2 separate regions of the Homo sapiens genome follow, and region 1 is linked to region 2. Evidence: read pairs that join two places in POLR2A ChIA-PET (ENCODE). Cell type or tissue: GM12878. All regions are shown on one strand.

Region 1 (8,000 bases), 1.4 Mb before region 2:
GAAACTAAGGCACAGAGAGGTTGAGTAACTTGCCCGCACAGTTTGAGTACATGACAGAGCTGTGATCCAAGCCTACACAGTGTAGCTCCAGAATCCACACATTTACCACTATGTGCCGTACCTTTCCAGTTAAATCCATTCTAGTCCGCTGTGCCCCCAATTTATGTCTTCTTACCTCCAGCCTTAAATATAACGAAATGGTAAAGAGCACAGGCTTTACAGTCAGACAGACTTGGATTTGAATTCTGCTCTGCCATTCACTCTTTGTATGTTCAGGTGAGTTATTTATCCTTCTTAAGACTCAGTTTCTCCATGAACAGAAGCTCTTGTGAAGATTATACTGGTTAATAAACAGAAAAGCACACTTTGTAGTACCTAACACTATCATCATTATTATTTGACCTCCCAATTTGTATCTGTACCACCCATTTATATAATGTGGTGTACATACCAACTCTAAAGCATCCTTCTAAAGGATTGCTTTCATCATTTTCCTTCCTTTGTCAAAAATACATAATGTCTTACCATTGCTTAGAAGATAAAGACAGACATCCAGAGGCATTTGAAGCATGGCAAGCCTCTGTCTTCCTTTTTGTCTTCTGCTTCCTTACATAGCCCTATTTTACTTGTCTGTGCCGTTCAATGTCTCTGGACACCCTGGGTTTCTCACTTCTTCCTCTGCTCTTTGCAGTACTTGAAGTATCTCCCTTTTCCTCTTTCCTTCTTGCCTTAGAAGCCTCCTTTGCCTTCCAGACTCACCTCTGGGCATTCATTCAACACATTAATTATTTTCAAAGTATAAGGTATTCTGCAAGATATAGAGTGGCACAAGATGTCAGTCCTGTCCTGAATGGGGTTTTCAATCTATTTGGGTAGATTAGATGGTCACATAAAAATATTTGAGCAACATATTAGTATGTGTTGGATGCCAGCTGAAGGTACCTTTCATGGGTGGAATGATAAGGAGGAGCTTTGGAGACGGGCATTATTCAGTGATCTCCAGAGAAACAGAACTAATGAGATGTATATGTAAATAGGGAGAGAAACTTATTTTAAGGAATTGGCTCACATAAATGGAGAGACTTGACAAATGCAAAATCTGCAGGGCAGGCCAGCAGGCTGGAGACCCAGGGAAGATTGAAGTTCAAGTCCAAACACAAATTCTTCCTTCTGCGTGGTCCATCTTTTCTCTGTAAGACCTTCAACTGATTGGACGAGACCCATTCATATTGTGACAAGCATTCTGCTTTACTCAAAGTCTACTGATTTAAATGTGTTAATCTCATCAAAAAATACCTTCACAGAAGCATCTAGAAAAATGACCAAATATATGGATATCGTGGCCTAGCCAAATTGACACATAAAATTAACCATGACAAGAGATGTCCCTGGAATTGGGGCTTTGAAGAAGACATTGGATTTTGGTGAGTCAGCATTGTTAGGCAGGAAAACAGCCTGGACCAGGGGCTATAAGCCTGTTATCTCTCCCAAATACCTAAAGCGGTAGCTCCCATCAGTATCAAGGGCTCACTGATGGATGAGCGGAAAGTGTGAAGGGAGAACATTCCGAGCCAAGGAAATTATGTAAGAGGGGAGGAAAATTGCAATGCAAAGTCCTCAAGGATACCTAGAATGTGGTAGGAAGCAAATAATCGTAGCACAGTTAGCCCTGGATTTATATTTCAGCTAAAGAATTTCTTAAAGTTCAAGGTTTCCCTATTACTGTTGGGTCACACGTTCACAGGATGAAATCTCCTTCTGTATCTTGAAACTAAGTCATGCAATTTCTTCTTTAGAATTTTAATCTGATGAGGTCATTAAGGAAAAATATTTTCTTAATCTAGAATTCCCAGTATGTTCATTATAAAATAAATTCCTTTTCTTTCTTCTCATAAAACCCTGTTTTGAAAAAATGTATCTACCTTTAGTACTTCCTAAAATTATTTTGTCAAATACCCTATATTGATCCTTAGCATGAAGTAAGTAGTGTAACTTAACACAATTTTACATAATTAATATTCTAGTTGGCTTGGACAGCCCATTTTGGGCAAAATATCAAGGATTTTTCATTCATTGTTCATGCATGCATTCAATAAGTTTACTTGAAGACCATTTGGGGGATAAAAAAATAAATATTTACTGAGCATCTGTTATATACAAGGAAACTTCTGGTTACTGGTAATACAGCACTGAACAAAACAGATGAAGTCCTTGATCTCCTGAAAGTCACCTTTTTTCAAATATTTGTAGTAGTTTATGACTGTCAATGTTTTTACAGAGTTCAAATTAAGAATTATAAAAGCATGTAGTACTCTAGCTATCTGAATCATCAAAATCAGCTACCAAATTGTATTCTCTCAAACAATTGTGAAACAATGCATTTTAAATACTAAATAATAGCTTGTTTTCATGTAATATTATTACAGATCTCCTTCACTGAGAAGATAATAAACATATAGAAGATGGTCATGTGAACATATCTATTTCTGGGTGGTAAACTATAAAGGAGTCCATTATGTTTATTCTTATTTGCATATACTTATGATCATATTCTTCTTTAGACTTAAATCTGTGATCATGACTTTTATGAGGAAATCATCCTGTCTATAAGCATGGTCATGCCTTTAAGAATTCATGAAAATTATACGGAACGGGCTAACATGAAAAAGTGAGGCAATATTTGGGATTTCATTCTGTGAGGAAAATGTACTGGACTTAGTTTACTAATGTAAAGTCGGTGGTGGCTCTAGGTGAGTTTTCATAGAAACAAGAAACTTCAGATGGCAGAAATGCATGGCTTAGTAACTATATTATTAATTGCACAAACTTGTTTTTTCTCCCCAATCTTTTTAGTGCATGCCTTTTGATCAAGTTATACTGCAAAGACCATTTTTAAAGTTACAAAAAATGATGATGTTTTTAAAGTGTAGTGGTTTGATAATAGGGCTCAAGTGGGAAGAAAGGAAATACCCTTTATTTGGGCCTTCCAGAGATTTTGCCAAACCCTGGGTGAGAGCAGTGTTTCATTTCCTGATTCCTACCACCTGTCCACTTATTCACTGCACATTTACTACATGGTCTCTTTGCCATTCTTAATCTGGACTCAAAAGTCAAATAATAGAAATCAGAGGGAAATATGTGTGGACTTCGTTCTATAAAGATAGTTCTTTTACAAAAATAGGCAGAGGATTTGAGGGACAAGGAAGAGGAAGAAGATGATAAAAAGGAAAAGGGAGAATCCATTACTATATCAAAGATACTTCCTCTTTTAAAATGATTAGATAAAATGTTTGACTGACGTGGTTTGATGACTATTTTGAATATGTAGGTTTTAATGAAAGATTATGTGGTTATAATTTTTAGAAGACAGTCAAATCCGTTTCCCCCAAATCTGTTTTGTCTGTCAGTTTTCAAAAAGTGAGAAGTCTTTATCTGAAAGGTTTAGTTTAGTTGCTCAGGCCAAAAATCTTGCAGTCATCCTTGAATTCTTTCTCCCATACACCACATCCAGCCTTCAGAATATGTCTGGATTCTGACTACTTCCTTCTGCGTCCACTGTAACCTCTCTAATCCAGTCTGCTGTCATTTTTTCTGACTGGCATTTCCGCTTCCACCCTTGCCCCTCCCAGTCCAGTGTCTACAAAGCAGCCAGTACCATCTTGTAAAATGGGTGCCTGTTTATGCAGCTCCTTTGCTCAGTACCTTCCACTGGTTTCCCATCTTACTGTCGTCAGAACCCTTACCGTGCCCTGCGAGGCCTTTTGTGGTTTGTACCACTTCCTGCCTTTTCTGTCAGCCCAACGATTCATCCTCTTGCTCACTCTTTGCTACATTGACCTCTTGAACATTCATGAATGCACGACACTAGCTCTCCTGAAAGCCTTTCTACTTGCCATTCCCTTTGTTTGAAGTGAAAACCTCCATCCCCCAAATATCCACATGGCTAGCTCCTCATTTTTTTTTCAGATCTTTGCTCAGAGTTCGCTTTTATTAGAGAAACCTTTCTTGACCACCTCCTACCTTGCTACTCTCTGTGTCTCTTGCCTGCTTTTTTCTCATTGGACCTATTGTTTATTTACTTGATTTTTGCTTGTCTTCCCCACTAGACTGTGAGCTCCATGAGCAAGAGCAGAGAATGGGTTTGTTTTGTTCACTGTGATATCCCTAGTGCCTAGAATAACTCCTGGCATGTAGTAGGTGCTCATTAAGCTTTTGTCAAATATGAATGAATAAATAATGGAATATATGTATGTATATACTTCTGATATTTTACCAGTAAACTAAGTTGGTTTACTTTTTAAATGAAAGTACTATAAAAGGATAAGAAATCATTATACTAATTTAATAGAATCTGACAGCTTTTATAATGATTTCTATTCAATACATTTTATGCTGGTTTCATGAACATTAACAAATTATAGGAGGCCTTATATTTTCTGCAATCATAATTTTTTTTTTTTTTTTTTTTTTTTTGAGATGGAGACTCACTCTGTCGCCAAGCTGGAGTGCAGTGGCACGATCTCGGCTCACTGCAAACTCCAACTCCCTGGTTCAAGTGATTCTCCTGCCTTAGCCTCCCGAGCAGCTGGGACTATAGGCATGCACACCATGCCTGGCTAATTTTTGTATTTTTAGTAGAGATGGGGTTTTACCAGGTTGGCCAGGATGGTCTCGATCTCCTGACCTTGTGATCCGCCCGCCTCGGCCCCACAAAGTGCTGGGATTACAGGCGTGAGCCACCACGCTGGCCTGTAATCATAATTTTTTTTAGGAGAAGCCTGCTGAGATTTTTTTATTTTATTTTTGTTTTTAAAGAGAGAATTTGAATACCTACTTAGTACTTCTCTTCTGGAGAGTGCTCTCCTTTGAATATGGCCTGATGCCCGCAGGGTGTGCCCCGTACAGCCACTGACTGCCCCACACTGGCATCTTCCCTGGGCTTCACGCCCCTGAATTTTTGGTTCCTAAAGAGACATTTAATGCGCTCCTATTCTGGTTTCTAATGAGAGAGTTTTAAGTTCTTAAGTCTAGGATGAAAAGGAGGAGTGTGTTTGTAGCAGCCTTCTTTCATGAAATGAAAGAATTGAAGAATTTCTCTGATTTGGGAATTATAGTTCTCTGCTTGGCAATCCTCCATCCCTCTACCCATGTCCTAAACAAAAGGTTTCCTATATTTATGTGTAGTTACTTGTCACTTTGGCCATCATTTTTTTTTTTCTCTAGGAAGTTACAGTTTCTAACTTAAAGTTTACTATGTGTCAAGAGTTATAAAAGATGGTCTTGTAGAAACTAAGGCAATTAGAAAACTAAAACTCTAAAAGAAGAAAGGATGTTCAAAATGATTTTTAAATTGCATTTAACAAATGAAGTATCTCCTCCTTTAATCCTAGAGCCTCAAGAAGGGTTTGAAAGGAAGAATTGTAGAGAGACATTTCCATGCTTGAAAATATCAAGCATGATTTTGGCAGAAATCACAGCATAGGAAGATACTAGATTCTTGGGCAGTGAGATGTTTGCTGGTTTGGTATTTTATCTCTGGCAGTTGTTGCCACATTTGATGTCTTCAGCTGCTTTGAAGATTCTGCAAAAGAAAATTATTCATTTCTAACATTAAAAATTCATTATGTTGTCAATGGATTCATGTTGTGATCTGTTTATAGCCTTCTGTAGTTTTTTTCTCTTCTTCCTTCCTTTTTTTTTTTTTTTTTTTTTTTTTTGCGATTTATGCTCCAGATTGTAGAAACTATAGACTAACCTACTACACAGGCACAATGTTGTAATAAAAGAGCACTTGACTGTAAAATCAGAAGACTTGGCAAGTCACCTACCCCCTGGGAGCCTCCGTTTCCCCGTGGATAAATGGGATAGTGGCTATCTTGCAGGGTTGTTGCGAATATTAAATGACAGGAAATATTATACATGACAATTCTTGGAAAACAACTGCGCAAATGCAAAGGGCTATCATTGTTAATAACTATTTGAAGGCTCTGATTTCTTAATATCTAGAGAAATTGATAAAAATTCCAATTGTGGAGAATTCAGTTCTTCCAAAGCTTTTGATAGACATGTGGTGTGTTTTTATTATTTTTTTCATAGTACACTAGGAACAACGTAAAGTTTCTTTCAGCCAGTATGTAATTGACTGTCTTTTAAATATGTGGCCATAATAATATCCTGCTTTAATGTGAATGCATAGTAAGGCGGTCTGTTGGGGGAAATACAGACATGAACAAGGCAGTCTTATAAAACAGCAAAGGAGGCAAAATAGATGCACATAATTAAGTTGTTTGATCAGTACCATGTTAGAGTTACAAAATCAATGGGAACACAGAGGGCGGAATGAGTTATTCCAATTTGTTGACTGGGGAAAGGCTTTATATTATGTAATACCTAGAGTGTAGGTGATTTTGTTTTTTTCTTTCTGCTGAGTCCAGTGTTGTTTTATGCCACCTATTTGGGTGGCTAACTTCCAGAAAAGCATTCTTTTTTACCCACTGGGTGTCTCTGAGTCAGTAAATGATCATAATGCTTTTTGTGCAACTACCAAGTCTAGGATCATCTACTGAGTCTGTGAATTGTAGAATAGAGAGAGGTGGTTCCCGCCTTCAAGGTACTTCTGGGCTAGTAGGGTGCTAAATAGAGATTGATGGGCTGGATGGACCTGGTGGCCCATGGCTGTAATCCCAGCGCTTTGGGAGGCCGAGGCAGGTGGATCACTTGAGGCCAGGAATTCGAGACCAGCCTGGCCAACGTGGCATAACCTCTGCCTCTACTAAAAAAAAAACAGAGATGGATAGGCATGTTATCATTACAAATGCATAAAATCTTTAATATTAAATTGCTGTGATTGGGGAGAGGCTGAACATGGATCATAGTGGCCACATGGAATGTAGGGTGGGCGGGCCGGGCACGGTGTCTCACACCTGCAATCCCAGCACTTTGGAAGGCCAAGGCATGGAGATCGTCTGAGGTCAGGAGTTCAAGACCAGCCTTGCCAACATGGCAAAACTGCATCTGTACTAAAAATACCAAAAATAAAAAATAATAAAACAAAGTTAGCCAGGTGTGGTGGCACACACCTTTAGTCCCAGCTACTCGGGAGGCTGAGGCAGGAGAATCACTTGAACCCGGGAGATGGAGGTTGCAATGAGCCAAGATTGCATCACTGCACTCCAGCCTGGGCAACAGAGCAAGACTCTGTCTAAAAAAAAAAAAAAGAAAGAAAGTGGGGTGTCCCACTCAATTGTCTCACCACAGGTCCATGCTATGGAAATTAAAGTCATCCAGCAGGATCTCCGAATTATCTCTCATATTGCTGACTTCTGAGCAGATAGCCCCTATTTTGCTATTTCTGATAAACATTCCATCCAGCTTTTGTGTTTGTTTGTTATGTCTGTGTTTTCAAACGTTCTTTTAATATGGGTTACTTGTGTGGTACTCTGATTTTTTTTTTTTTTAATAGAGTCTCACTCTGTTGCCCAGGCTGGAGTGCAGTGGTGCAATCTCGGCTCACTGCAACCTCCACCTCCCAAGTTCAGGCAATTCTCTGCCTCAGCCTCCTGAGTAGCTGGGATTACAGGCGCCCGCCACCACACCCAGCTACTTTTTGTATTTTTCATAGAGATGGGGTTTCACCATCTTGGCCAGGCTGGTCTTGAACTCCTGACCTTGTGATCCACTTGCCTCAGGCTCCCAAAGTGCTGGGATTACAGGCATGAGCCACCGTGCCCGGCCAGTACTCTGATTTTTTGTTGTTACTGTTTTGTTTTGAAACTGAGTCTCACTCTGTCACCCAGGCTGGAGTGCAGTGGCGCGAACTCTGCTTACTACAACCTCCGCCTCCCAGGTTCAAGCGATTTTTCTGCCTTAGCCTCCCTAGTAGCTGGAATTACAGGCGTGAGCCACCATGCCTGGCTAATTTTTGTATTTTTAGTAGAGACGTGGTTTCACCATGTTGGCCAAGCTGGTCTTGAACTCCTGACCTCAAATGATCCACCCAC
Region 2 (8,000 bases):
GCTTGACTCAGTAAGCACCATGTAAGTGTTTGCTGTTATTACTCAACAAACACTAGCTACGTATAATAAAACTAGGATTTATACATTCTCCTGGTTTCAAAATAAACCCAAACTACTTTAAATAGGTGCAAAGCCAATGAGGTAGCTTGTGCCCACAATCCCAGGCAATAGGCTGAGGAGGGAGTAACACTTGAACCCAAGAGTTCAACCTGCAGTAAGCTATGATTGCGTCACTGCACTCGAGCCTGGGTGATGCAGTGAAACCCCCATCTCTGAAAAAGATCAATAAATAAAAATAAACATGTGCAAGACTGTATCCTGAGAATTACAAAGCACTGCTCATACTGAAGAGCTAAATAAATGAGGAGATATATTATGTTCATGGATCAGAGACAATATTATTAAGATATCAATTCTTCTGAAATTCATCTACATTCTCAATATAATCCCAATCAAAATCTGGACAGGCATTTTTGTAGAAACCAGACAAGCTGATTCTAAATTTTATACACAAATGCAAACAATCTAGAATAGCCAGAACAATTTTGAGAAAGAAAGAGTACTTAGACTACCTGATTTCAAAACTTAGTATAAAGCTACATAAACAAAGCCATGTGGTATCATGAGAAATAAAACCATATGTCCATACAAAGACTTGTATATGAATGTTCATAATAGCTGTATTCATAATGTCCAAAAACTGGAAACAACCCAAATATCCATCAGATAAAATGCAGTATATACAGATAAAATGCAGTATAACCATACAATGGAATATGAGTCAGCAATAAAAGGGAATGAAACACATGACAACATGGATAAATCTCAAATAATCATACTGAGTGGAAGAAGCCAGACCAAAAAAAAAAAGTGCATACTATATGATTCCTTGTATACAAAATTCTAGAAAATACAACCCAATCTATAGTGACAGAAAGCAAACCAGTGGTTGCCTAGAGATAGGGAATGAGGGGGAGTGACTGACTGCAAAGGAACATGAGGGAACTTGTGCAGTGATGAACATGGGTAGTTACACAACTGTATACATTTGTCAAAACTCATCAAATTGGACACTTACAATGGGTGAATTTTACTGTATATAAATTATGACTCAATGTAAATTAAATAAGTTATAATACAGCACTGTCTTTTGAGAATAAAAACATACCTTTTATACTCATGGAAAGAATACAGGCAAGAACTGCCATTCACCTACTGTTGCTGAGAAATCTATACTACAATATGAGAATTTTGTAAACTTAGCATGATGAAATAACTGAAAACACTGCTGATGGTTCTCTTACACTTGTGTCTCCTTCAACTAAAGAATCAAAGGGAACTTATGAAAGAATTTTCCAATTCTGAATAGAGGTACTTATTCTACATAAAAATTAAGAAATAACACTGAGTTTAACTGCAGAATCTGTTAGTATGCTTGCAACTGGCCTCAAAATCATCTAACCTTGCCAGATTTCAGAGAACTGCAAAAAAGCACAAAGGAGATTTAAGAAGATGAAAAAGCTCTTTTGCTATCCAAAATTTAACATTGGTACTTCCAATGATTAAAACTCTACTCCTACAGAAATAACCCTGCAAGGATCAAAAATATAGAAAATTGTTCCTTGAAGCTAGAAGTAAATCAGTAGTAGAAAATATACAGAAGACATTCTTAATTTTTATCTCATGAAGTTCTCTCAGGAGAGCACTATTTACCTGGTTAATTATCCTGAAAAAAGGTGTTTTTCTCCTTAACTCTCAAGAAATATTTTATAATACTAAGCACAGTTATTTTAAAAGTATGTCTCCACGTTGACTCTCAGACCTTACATTTTAAAAACAAAATCTGTAACATAAGCAATAAATGAAGACATAAATATTTACGGGAAGAAAAAAGGCAGTCTGTGCAATTTTCAAGTTCAAATAACCAGAGCAATATGTAACATGCATATATATAAATGTGGTTAGTTCTAAGGCAATGTGCTACTTTATCTTCTAGTTTATATTGTCAAAACTTAGCTCAGTAAATAGGTCACAGCTTCAGATATTTAAGATCTGAATTTGGCCAATGCGGTGGCTCACGCCTGTAATCCCAGCACTTTGGGAGGCTGAGGTGGGTGGATCACCTGAGGTCAGGAGTTCGAGACCAGACTGGACAACAAGGCGAAACCTCGTCTCTACAAAAAATAGACAAATTAGCCGGGTATGGTGGAGGGCGCCTGTAATCCCAGCTACTTGAGTGGCTGAGACAGGAGAATCACTTGAACCCAGGAGGCGAGGTTACTGTAAGCTGAGATAGCGCCACTGCACTCCAGCCTGGGCAAGAGAGCGAGACTACGCCTTGGAAAAAAAAAAAAAAAATTCTGAATTTGGTTAACCTTTCCTTTTGTAAAGTAACAATACAAATAATTATACTCAGTGCTTCCAATTCCAGTTCCACACACATTCATACCTCCAGGTCTTTATGGACTCTACCCCTTCAACTGTCTACCTTTTCATACCCTCTCCTTTTCTGGATTCTTCCCCTCTTTCAACTATCTTGATTGGTACATATTCCCCAATCTCTTGATCCAGAAGCAATCTGTCTTCCCACAGCCCTTTTCTGTAGTGTCTGCTGGAACTTCCTGTGTTATATCACACTTAAGTATACTAAACTCTCTTCTACTATGAGTATCCTTGAAAGGAATAAAGATCCCTGCTTTATTCAGCCTTATGTCCCTCAGTATTTAGTGCCTGGATCTAAACATTTATTGGGTGTGCTCCGTACAATGAAGAGGAAAACATTCAACAATGTTTTTCAGGCACTGTGTGCCATGCACATGCATGTTCTTTTATCTATTATTTGATATAAGCAGAAACAAATGCCAATGATAGAGAACTGCTCTAAATCCACTAAGAGACACAGACATGCAACTAAATTAATACAATATAACTTTCCTGTTAAATTAACGGATAAGTAGGATGCTGTGAGAGAAACATTACGTATGTTGAAAACTGTTCTGATTCCATACACTATGTGTTAGGAAACTAAGCCTAGATTTTCAAAGGGCCCAATGACTAGAAAGGTTTCAAGAGTGGTATAATAAGGGCCCCTCACTCTCACAAAATTTCTTACACAACCTGAAACTAACATTCCACCCATGTAACAACCTTAAGTGCAAGCAGGGAGCAACAAACATCCCTCTATTCTCCGAACAGCAATCGGCAATAGCAGGTCAGGTCTTCTCATTATCTTTATACAGACATGTTCATCTATCCCTCCTTCTCACATTTATCTGAATTGTGCACCATTTCCATACATCACGTGCCACTCCCATGCCCCAAACTGATCTATTTAACCTTTAAGATTCTTCTCAGGCTGGGTGTGGTGGCTCATGCCTGTAATCCCAGCACTTTGGGAGGCCGAGGCAGGCGGATCAACTGAGGTCAGGACTTCGAAATGAGCCTGAGCAACATGCAGAAACCCCATCTCTACTAAAAATACAAAAAATTATCAGGGCATGGTAGCACATGCCTGTAATCCCAGCTACTCGGGAGGCTGAGGTAGGAGAATCGCTTGAACTCAGGAGGCAGAGGTTGCGGTGAGCAGAGATCATGCCATTGCACTCCAGCCTGGGCAACAAGAGCGAAACTCCGTCTCAAAAAAAAAAAAATTATTCTGAAGGCCTGCTTTACATCCTCCAAATGTATATTGAACTACTGTTACTTAATCTGTACCTCTCTTCTTTAAAAATTGATAAAGTTAATTATTAACATTTTATATAACTTGGAGTTAGGCAAAACTGGTTTCAGATCCCAGACAGATCTGCTACTGCCTTGCAATGTAAAGTTGGGCAAGTTACTAAACTTGCTTTAATCTATTTCTTCCTCATTAAAATGAGAATTAAATTGGGTGATGTGCATAAAATGCCTACTATACACATATATTCATGCACACATACGTCACATACATATATACTTATTTAATTTTGATTTATTCTTACTTTCCTAGAAGATGCAGACTCTCTTTAAAACTCAAGGCAAAAGCAATGAAACATAAAGTGGGTACTAAAAATTGGACCAGTTAGTTGATGTAAAGGAGCCTCCCAACTTTAAAATGTGCCCTCATGGTAGCTCACACAAGCCACCCTCAGCAGATTTTTTTCACGTCTCCTACTGAAAAACATGAAAAACTCAAAGGTTTGACAAAGCCCGGATCCACAGTTCCTAGGTTGGTGGCCTAACACTGACATCTGTCCCAAGAATCTGTCTTTCTCACAGCAAACCTGATAAAGGTCAAGAGAAAAAACAACTTATATTACATAAGCCAAACAATACATAAATTAACACTTTTTAATCTGCATTATCTTCCTGGAGCAAGCAAAACCACTTCTGCAAATTGCGAACTCAGAAGAGAAAGTCCAAACGGGATGGGAACTGAGTCATCAATTTAAAACCATCAACCACTGACTGCCCCACCCCCAGAAAGAGGACTCTACCACGACCTACTACAGTGAAGCCCTGGGCATATCACACTCAGCCACTACTCTAAAAATCCCAACCTCCGACACCCAAGTCCCGCCAGTAGGAGCAGCACCCAGTCCCACCCTCGGCTCTGAGCCAGAGTCAGGTACCCTCACATCAGGGTCCCCACCCCAGATCCTCAGGTCCCAATCCAAGCTCTACCCCAGCCCGACACCGGCACTCACCCGGGCGGTGACCTTATATACTGTGTAGCCCCTCGGGTGTCGCTGGGGCTCGGTGACAGTGTAGAAACGGGCCAGGTCGGCACTCCGCTCCCGGTAAGAGGTCATCCTCCCGCCGCCTCTGCCGCCGCCGCCACCCGCCCGGGATCATGAGGGAAACCCGGCGCCGCCGCGGTCCAGGTTCCCCAACGCAGCGGCGAAGCGGCGAGGGGGCGGTGGCTCCAAGGCGGCTCCACGGCGGCGCCTCAGCTGCACAGCTCTGCTTCCGGGTCAGCAGAGAAGCTTCCGGGCCAGGCTATCTCCCGCTTCTAGGGGGAGGGGAGACTCCTCCTTAGATTCTAGCCCCTTTGGGGCACCTGGGACTGGCCTGTAGTTGAAGACTAAGGGGTCGCGCTGCCACCCCCGTCACTGCGGAGACCTCAGGCCTCTCCACTAAAGACGACCTCTTGTACGCTAGCTCCGTCACCTTTTATGAGATTTTATGAGAGTTGGTATAGCCACGCCACACCGGGAGAGCGTGGTCCTCCCTGCCTCCGCCCCGCCGTGGTACAAACTTAAGTGGAGTGTTGAAGGGATGGAGAGATACCATAGCCTAGCACCTTCTTTCCTTACCTATTCACAGCCTATCATTTTAAATACCCACAGCAACATCTCATTCTCTGAGACATATCCCTTACTTCTTTCTAAGACGAATTTCCTTCCATTGAGCGCCTTTCTGTAACACATCTGCACAGCAAGCCCCCAACCCAAAAAAGCTCCCAAGCCAATATCAATCTTTTAAAAATCCCCACAGGTTCGAAAATCTGGAGTCCGCCTCTGGCTAGAAGAAAGAAATATGTCACTCGACCTCTCCGAGTCACTCACTACAGTTTCCAATTTCAGCTGAGGTTGTTATCAACGCTTGGCAGTTCCTTTATCTTTTTGTGATCAAGGTTCCTTTTCATTCCACAAAATATTCATGCCAAGTCTTTGCCATTATCCTAAAGACTCTGTTCCTCTTCCTTTTGCCTCCCTACTCTCCGCACCACCACTCTTCTTTACAGGGAAAAAAGAAGAGGAAGAAGCAGCTATGGCCCTTAGTACCAATTCCTTTGTCTTCTCACATTTCCATGCCAGTCTGAAACGTACACATATCACTTGCTCATTTTTACAGCTAATGACTCCACATGTGATCTGAATCCCATCCTCTTTGGCAAACCTTAAGACACTGTTTCAATGACATTCCAAATCTCCTTTCTGTATGTTTAATCTCTTTCTCACCACTGGCTCCTTCTTTTCAACCTACATATATCTAAGTCTATTAGTCATTCATTAAACCTGAATTCACCACCTACTATGTGCCAGACATGATGCCAATTTGGCATTGGAGTTACAAAGATAGTCCCTGTTCTCCGACCGGGCGCGGTGGCTCACGCCTGTAATCCCAACACTTTGGGAGGCCGAGGCGGGCGGATTACCTCAGGTCAGGAGTTCGAGACCAGCCTGGCCAACATGGTGAAACCCCGTCTCTACTAAAAATACAAAAAATTAGCCAGGCGTGGTGGCAGGCGCCTGCAATCCCAGCTACTTGGGAGGCTGAGGCAAAAGAGTCGTTTGAACCCGGGAGGTGGAGGTTTCGGTGAGCCAAGATCGCACCATTGCACTTCAGCCTGGGGGACAAGAGCAAGACTTCTCTCAAAAAAAAAAAAAAAAAAAAAAAGGTAGATAGTCCCTGTTCTCAAGTACCATCTAGTAGGAAAAATAAAGACACAAAATATACTGTGATAAGTACCATGGTGAATGTATATATGGAGTACTAAAGAGCACATCAATTCAGGATGGAAGATCGCCTAAGGCTTTCTGATAGAAGACTGAGTCTTGGAAGAGAGATGGGAGTTAGCCAGGAGAGAAGGGAGTAAAGGGCATTATTCATTTTGCCTTCTTTTCTTCCTTTCTTTCTCCTTCCACTCACCGTCAAAGTTGTTTAAGTTGATTTTAAAGTAATCTACATCAACATTGCATCATCACCCATTTATTCCCATGTCCAATTCAATCTGGTTTCACCTCTATATTGCTACTCTGAAACTGCTCTGAAAACAGTTTCCAGTGACCTCAATTTGCCCAATATTTCTGGATTTTGAAAGTCTCTGACCATTTCTACCTTTTTAAAACTTTTGTATATTCTTAGCATATGAGTCAGCATTATTTCTCTTTTCTCTTTTATACTCAGATGACTTGCTCTTTTTTCAGTCTCCTTTGCTGGTTTCTATTCCTTCCAAGAACTTTTAGTATTCTTGTTTCTCAAGATTTTGCCTTTGATCCTTTGTTCTTTATTCCCATTGACTTGCAAATGTCTATCTCCCAGCATATCTCTCTTCCAGGACTTGACTCACTTTACCTACATCTTTATTATATATCTAACACTGGAAACAGAACAAATCAAAATCTCAACATTTTTTCCCCTCATATACCTATTTCTATCTCCATGACTGGTTTTACTCTCCATTTAATTACATTAGTTAGCTATTTGATATCATCCTTAGCAACTTCCTCTCCATGTTCTCTGAGTTTCTTTGATTTACCAGATATTATTGATTAAAAATTTAAAAAGTGGAAAAACATGTGCCACGAAAACACTACTAGAAATACTTAAGACAAAGAAATATGATCAGGAATAAAGAAGGACAAAACTTAAAGAATTCAATTCATAAAGAAGACAGAGCAATTCTAAATGTGTATATACCTAATAACAAAACTAAAAATGTAAAAAGCAAAAACGATTAGAACTAAAAGAAGAAATAGACAAATCCACAATTATAGTTAAAATTTCAACACTCAGGCCTGGCATGGTGGCACATGCCTGTAATCCTAGCACTTTAGAAGGCTGAAGTGGGTAGATCACTTGAGGCCAGGAGTTCAAGACCAGCCTGGCCAACATGGCAAAACCTCATCTCTACTAAAAATACAAAAATTAGCCGGCGTGGTGGCACATTCCTGTAACCCCAGTCACTTGGGAGGCTGAAGCACAAGAATCACTTGAACCAGGGAGGTGGAGGTTGCAGTGAGCCAAGATCATGCAACTGCACTCTAGCGTGGGCAATAGAGCAAGAATCTGTCTCAAAAAAAACAAAAAAGATTTCAACGCTCCTCTCTCGGTAATTGACAAAACATGTAAACAAATAAATGAATAAGGATACAGAAAACCTGAAAAGCTCTATCAACCAACTCTACCTGATAGACATTTATAGAACACGCCACTCAATAGTAGCAGAAAATGTTTGTTTCAAGTGTACAGAAAACATTCAACAAGTCAGGCCATATCCTGGGCTATAAAATAAA

The links. Peaks named below come from ENCODE experiments on the same cell type or tissue, not always from the same donor. Only the 100,000 strongest peaks of a DNase experiment are listed, where the experiment ranks them.
Region 1: POLR2A ChIA-PET joins it to region 2 with 13 read pairs; 1 of 35 experiments calls an interaction of 5 or more read pairs at or near these places.

Annotation. Positions count from the first base shown.
Region 1 is chr1:214,423,750-214,431,749 of GRCh38, reverse strand. The region is part of intron 3 of PTPN14 (protein tyrosine phosphatase non-receptor type 14); the gene reads left to right. Among named protein-coding and RNA genes, the nearest start is that of PTPN14, 120 kb to the left of the region's middle. RefSeq lists an enhancer at 3,821-3,870. In GM12878, no CTCF peak of the experiment used is centred here; a DNase peak (open chromatin) is centred at 3,749; H3K27ac peaks cover 790 bases.
Region 2 is chr1:213,048,195-213,056,194 of GRCh38, reverse strand. RPS6KC1 (ribosomal protein S6 kinase C1) reads right to left here and starts at 4,954. Exons shown (of 15, transcript NM_012424.6): 1 at 4,686-4,954. The coding sequence starts at 4,790. RefSeq lists a silencer at 4,726-4,825. In GM12878, no CTCF peak of the experiment used is centred here; DNase peaks (open chromatin) are centred at 4,423 and 5,012; H3K4me3 peaks cover 1,721 bases; H3K27ac peaks cover 1,347 bases.